Regions from separate parts of the Homo sapiens genome. Here region 2 is linked to region 1. Evidence: read pairs that join two places in POLR2A ChIA-PET (ENCODE). Cell type or tissue: HepG2. All regions are shown on one strand. Each heading gives the region's core, and the rest is flanking DNA. Links, peaks and the distances in the headings are about the cores only. Region 1 has its middle 40 kb from the start of LINC02428. Region 2 has its middle 110 kb from the start of CENPE.

Region 1 (2,910 bases), core at 199-2,698:
CTGCAGAACAGCAAAGATTGCTGCCTGTTCCTTCCTCTGGAACTTTCATCCCAGAGGGGCACCTGCCAGATGCCAGCCAGAACTCTCCTGTATGAGGTGTTTGTCGGCCCCTGCTTGGAGGTGTCTCCCAGTCAGGAGACACGGGGGTCAGGGACCCACTTGAGGAGGCAGTCTGTCCCCTATCAGAGCTCGAACGTTGTACTGGGAGAGCTGCTGCTTTCTTCAGAGCCATCAGGCAGGGACGTTTATGTCTGCTGAAGCTGCCCCTTCCCCTAGGTGCTCTGTCCCAGGGAGATGGGTTTTATCTATAAGGCCCTGACTGGGGCTGCTGCCTTTCTTTCAGAGATGCCCTACCCAGAGTGGAGGAAACTAGAGAGGCAGTCTGGCTACAGCGGCTTTGCTGAGCTGTGGTGGGCTCCACCCAGTTCGAACTTCCTGGTGGCTTTGTTTACACTGTGAGGGAAAAACTACCTACACAAGCCTCATTAGTGGTGGATGCCCCTCCTCCCACCAAACTCTAGCATCCCAGGTTGACTTCACACTGCTGTGATGGCAGCAAGAATTTCAAGCCAGTGGATCTTAGCTTGCTGGGTTCCATGGGGGTGGGCTCCTCTGAGCTAAACCACTTGGCCCCCTGGCTTCAGCCCCCTTTCCAGGGGAGTGAACGGTTCTGTCTCACTGCATTCCAAGCACCCCGGGGTATGAAAAAAAATAATCCTGCAGCTAGTTTGGTGTCTGCCCAAACGGCCACCCAGTTTTAGGCTTGAAACCCAGGGCTCTGGTGGCATAGGCATTGGAGGGAATCTCCTGGTCTGTGGGTTGCGAAGACCATGGGAAAAGCATAGTATCTGGGCCTGAGTGCATCATTCCTCACGGCACAGTCCCTCATGGCTTCACTTGGCTAGGGGAGGGAGTTCCCCATCCCCTTGGACTTCCCAGGTGAGGCAACACCCCACCCTGCTTCGGCTCGCCCTCCGTGAGCTACACCCACTGTCTAACTAGTCCCAGTGAGATGAATGGGGTACCTTAGTTGAAAATGCAGAAATCACCCACCTTCTGTGTTGATCTCAGTGGGAGCTACGGACCAGAGCTGTTCCTATTTGGCCGTCTTGCTAGCTATCTCTTGATTTCTTTTTCAGGTTGTTTGCTGTTGGCATATAAAAATGCTGCCGATTTTTTTTTTTTTTTTTTTTTTTTTTTTTTTTTTTTTTTTTTTTGAGACGGAGTCTTGCTTGGTCTCCCAGGCTGGAATGTAGTGGCATGATCTCGGCTCACTGCAACCTTTGCCTCCCAGGTTCAAGTGATTCTCCTGCCTCACCCTCCTGAGTAGCTGGGACTACAGTTACATTCCACCTTGCCTGGCTAATTTTGTGTGTGTGTGTGTGTGTGTGTGTGTGTGTGTAGTAAAAATAGGGTTTCACCATGTTAGCCAGGATGGTCTTGATCTCCTGACCTCTTGATCTGCTCACTTCAGCCTCCCAAGATTTTTTTGTATGTTAATTTTTTTATCCTGCAACTTTACTGCATTTGTTTATTAGTTGTAATAGTTTTTTTTGTGAAGTCTTTAGGTTTCTCCAAATATAAGATCATATTATTTGCAAACAAAGATAATTTGACTTTTTCTTTTCCAATTTGAATACTCTTTATTTCTCTCTCAAGTCTGATTACTCCAGCTGGAACTTTCAGTACTATGTTAAATAATAGAGGTAAAAGTGGGTATCCTTATTACATTCCAGAACTTACGGGAAATACTTTCAGTTTTTTCCCTATTCAGTATGCTACTAGCTGTTGATCTTTCATATATAGCTCTTATTGTTTTGAGGTATGTTCCTTCAATGCCTACTTTCTTGAGGGTTTTGACCATTAAGGGATGTTGAATTTTATCAAATGATTTTTCAGCATCATTTGAAGTGGTCAATGGTTTTTGTCCTTCATTCTGTTGGTATGATCTATCTTGCTGATTGATACATGTAAATTGAACTATCCTGGTATCTCTGGGGTAAATCTCACTTTGGTCATGATGAATGATCTTTGTAATGTATTGTTGAATTAAGTTTGCTACTATTTTGTTGAGGATTTTTGTATCAGTTTCATCAGGGATATTGGCATACAGTTTTCTTTTTTTTAATGTGTCTCTATGTGGTTTTGGTATCGGGGTAATATTGGCCTTGTAGAATGAGTTTGGAAGTATTCCTTCCACCTCTATTTTCCAGAATAATTTGGATATGATAGGCATTAGTTCTCCTTTAACTGTCTGGTAAAATTCAACAGTGAATCCATTGGGTCCCAGGCTTTTCCTTTCCTGGAGACTCTTTAACATGACTTCAATCTCATTGCTTATTATTGGTCTGTTCAGGTTTGAGATTTTCTTCATGGTTCAAGCTTGGTAAGTTGTATGTGTGTAGGAATTTATCCATTTTTTCTAGGTTTTCAAGTTTATTGGAATACACTTGCTCATAGTAGTCTCTAACGATCCCTTTAATTTTTGCAATATCAGTTGTGTCTTTTTTTCCTCTATGATTTTTTTTTTGAGTCTTCTGGTTTTCTTCTTAGTCTGCCTAAAAGTTTGTCAATTTTGTTTACCATTTCAAATAACCAACTCTTCATTTCATTGATTTTGTGTTGTTTTTTGTGTCAAATTTATTTATTTCTGCTCTGATTCTTATTTCTTTTCTTCTACTACTTTTGGATTCAGTTTGCTCTTGCTTTTCTATTTCTTTAAGATGCATCATTAGGTTGTTTATTTGAAGATTTTCTACTTTGATGTAGGTGTTTATTGCTATAAACATTGCTCTTAGTATTGCTTTTGCTGTATCCCATAGGTTTTGGTATATTGTGTTTCCACTTTCATTTGTTTCAAGAATTTTTTTTAATTTCTTTTGTAATTTCTTCATTGGCCCACTGGTCATT
Region 2 (2,910 bases), core at 269-2,768, 78 kb after region 1:
CGTTTCCCATAAATAGTGAGAAAAAAACTTCATCCTCTGGAACTGTTCCAAGGCATCTTTTTTTTTTTTTTTTTTTTTTTTTAATGTGTCAGTGTTGGCAGGGGGCAGACATGGAGATAACCAGAGAACAGAGAAGATTCCGGCCAAGATAAATGACTAGGAGCAACTAGTGTGGGCCGCTCTCACAGAGAGAAGAGTGTTGAGTAAATACTAGCTCTTCAACTGGATCTTCCAGGAGGACGCACTGGGAATCATCAAGGAAGCAACACGACCTATGTAGAACAGAGAAGAGTGAGACACGACAGCCACCCACCCAGGAGTGGCGCAGAGCCATGGGAGACTCCCACTGCGAAGAAACAGTGAGCTAGTGAGAGTTCCTAGGGACCCACATTTCTGCCACGGAACTTTGCAACCCTGAAATCAAGAGATTCCCCCATGACTCTCCCCCAGCCGGGGCCTCCAGACTGAAAAAGACAGCCATGTGGAGTCTGGGCACAGTCACAGTTCAGGCACATGAGAAGTACGGGACTCTTTGATCCCTGGGCATCCCAGCACCAGCAGCTGCAGCTCCTGCAACATCGGAGGCCAGGATCCCTAGCATGCCCCCAGGATAGGGGCCGAATCCGTGGACTGAGCAGTGGATGAACAGCAGGCCTCACCTCTACTGCACCTCTCTGGACACGGCCCACTGGCCTGGGACCGTAATGCAGCCACCCCAACCACTCCTGAGCTCTCCATCGGGGAACAGCTCTGCACTTCCCTGAGACGCAGCTACCAGAGGCAGCAGACAGGCTCTCATGTTTGCTGCTACACAGTCCTCTCTCCTGTTACCCTCGGACTCCAGAGGAAAAGCAGTGATTAGAATCTAACATGGACCCTCAGCATAGTTCCGTTGCCTTACAGAAAAGCGGCCAGTCTGTTTCGATGCAGGTCCGTGCCTCAGCTGCTCCTCACCGTGGAGGGCCTCTCCACCTGGGCCCCCAGCACAACCACTCTGCCCCAGCCTGAATACTTCAGTCAGTGGCAGCTTTGCATTTCTCCAGGGAGGAAACTCCAGAGACAACCCAAAGTCCCTCTGCCATTGCAGCTTCAGTGGTACTGCCCTTGCTGCTCTCGGTCTGGGAGAGGAAGAAAGGGTGTGGTCGCTATGCTGGCACCCCAGCACATGGCAGCCATCATGCAGAAAGGAGCCCAGACTTTCTTCCCTGTGAACCGCCACCCCGGACTCTTTACCAGGCAGGGCCCCAAGCTCATGACTGCAGAGCAGCTGCCCCACCCCCAGCTGAACATTCCCACTGGCAGCGGCTCTGTTTCTCTGGGGTGGAGCTTCCAGAGGCAAACAACAGCCGCTCTGTCACTGCCACTGAAGTGATTCTGACCTTGCTGCCACCCGACTAAGAGCCTAGGAACTTTACTTGCAATTCCAGCACACCAATGTTGATACAGGAGTAGATAAAAATGATTTAGACAGATAGTGAGGGCAAATAGTCCCAGACAGAACTTCGCTTCTCACAAAAAGCAGCCCAAGAAATCACTTCTTTTCTAACAAACAGCAACTGGAAGATTGGGCTGCAAACATAGATAAGGAAGCTGGAAGCTTGCATGAGGGGATGCTGGCCGTTGCACAGATAGAAAGGGCTACAAAGGACCAGGCACGTCCACCATGGGGGTTCCACCTCCCCTTTTTAGCAGATGCACAGTAAGAAAGAAATAAGCAACATGGAATAGCTCAAGCTGAGGAACTGCCTGCATAATAAAACATTGGGGTGGGGGGCTACCAGAGATTTGTACCCTAAGTAGATAGCACACCTGGTCCTAACTGGTTTTTCATGCTCTATGCTGATCAGATACCACCTCCCCACTAGCTCGTCTATAAAAACCCCTGCATTTCACTGCAGTACAGCAACCCTTTTTCTGGGATCCCTCTCTGTAGCAGAGAGCTGTTCTCTTTCTTTTTCCTATTAAATTTCTATTCTCAACCTCATCCTTGGTGTGTCACATCCTTGATTTCCTTGGCCATGAGACCAAAAGCTCTGGGTGTCACCCCAAACAATGAGGCCACTTCACTGTTGTCATATGGAAAGGAGCCCAGTCTCTCCTCTCTGTGATCCTTCCACCCCCCCCCCCCCCCCCCGCCACTCTTCGCCAATCAGGGCCCCCCAGCTCAAGCCAGCAGTGCAGCCACTCCTGCACTGCTGAACATTTCCAGTGGCTGGACATGGAAATGGCTGAACATTTCCATTAACAGTGGCTCTGCATTTCTCTGAGATAGAGCTCCCAGAGGCAACTGAAAGTCCCTCTGCACCTGCCACTGCAGTGGTACTGCCCTTAGAATGGGGAAGGAACAAAGATCCTGAAGGCTTTACCCACAACTCCAGCAAGCTGCAGTCTCCCTAAGGAAAAGAGACCACTCTATCTCCCTTGTGAGCTCCCCACCCCCAATTCATCACCAGGCAGGGCCCCACAGCTTGGGCTCACAACACAGCTGCCCCACCCCAGGCCAGTCACACCAATTGGCAGCGGCTCTGCTTTTCTTTTGAGTGGAGCCCCAAGAAACAAATGAAAGCCCCTCTGCCTCTGCCACAGCCACTTCCAAGGCCCCTTGCCCTGCTGCCTCCAAGTTGGGGAAGGAACATAAAGCCTGAGCTCACTCCAGGGCTGTGGTATACCAAGCCAAGATCTACAGCCAGCACTGAAGGAGGAGAGGAGCCCACAACTTCAAAGCACTGAGTGGGAGCACAGCCGCAATCATGAGGAAACACAGAGGAGCCACGTGGCCAAGCAAGAGCCTAGCTATTGGCCATTATGCTTAAACACCATCTACTGGATCAAAGCCCAAAATTCAACACCAAAAATACTTTGCTAATATGCCCTCCTGTGAAACCAAGGACAAGAAGTCAGCTACAAATA

The links. Peaks named below come from ENCODE experiments on the same cell type or tissue, not always from the same donor. Only the 100,000 strongest peaks of a DNase experiment are listed, where the experiment ranks them.
Region 2: POLR2A ChIA-PET joins it to region 1 with 6 read pairs; 2 of 35 experiments call an interaction of 5 or more read pairs at or near these places.

The regions. Positions count from the first base shown.
Region 1 is chr4:103,383,305-103,386,214 of GRCh38, reverse strand. No RefSeq gene overlaps it. Among named protein-coding and RNA genes, the nearest start is that of LINC02428, 40 kb to the left of the region's middle. In HepG2, for the core only: no CTCF peak of the experiment used is centred there; no DNase peak of the experiment used is centred there.
Region 2 is chr4:103,305,394-103,308,303 of GRCh38, reverse strand. No RefSeq gene overlaps it. Among named protein-coding and RNA genes, the nearest start is that of CENPE, 110 kb to the right of the region's middle. RefSeq lists an enhancer at 919-1,436. In HepG2, for the core only: no CTCF peak of the experiment used is centred there; a DNase peak (open chromatin) is centred at 1,333; H3K4me3 peaks cover 1,565 bases.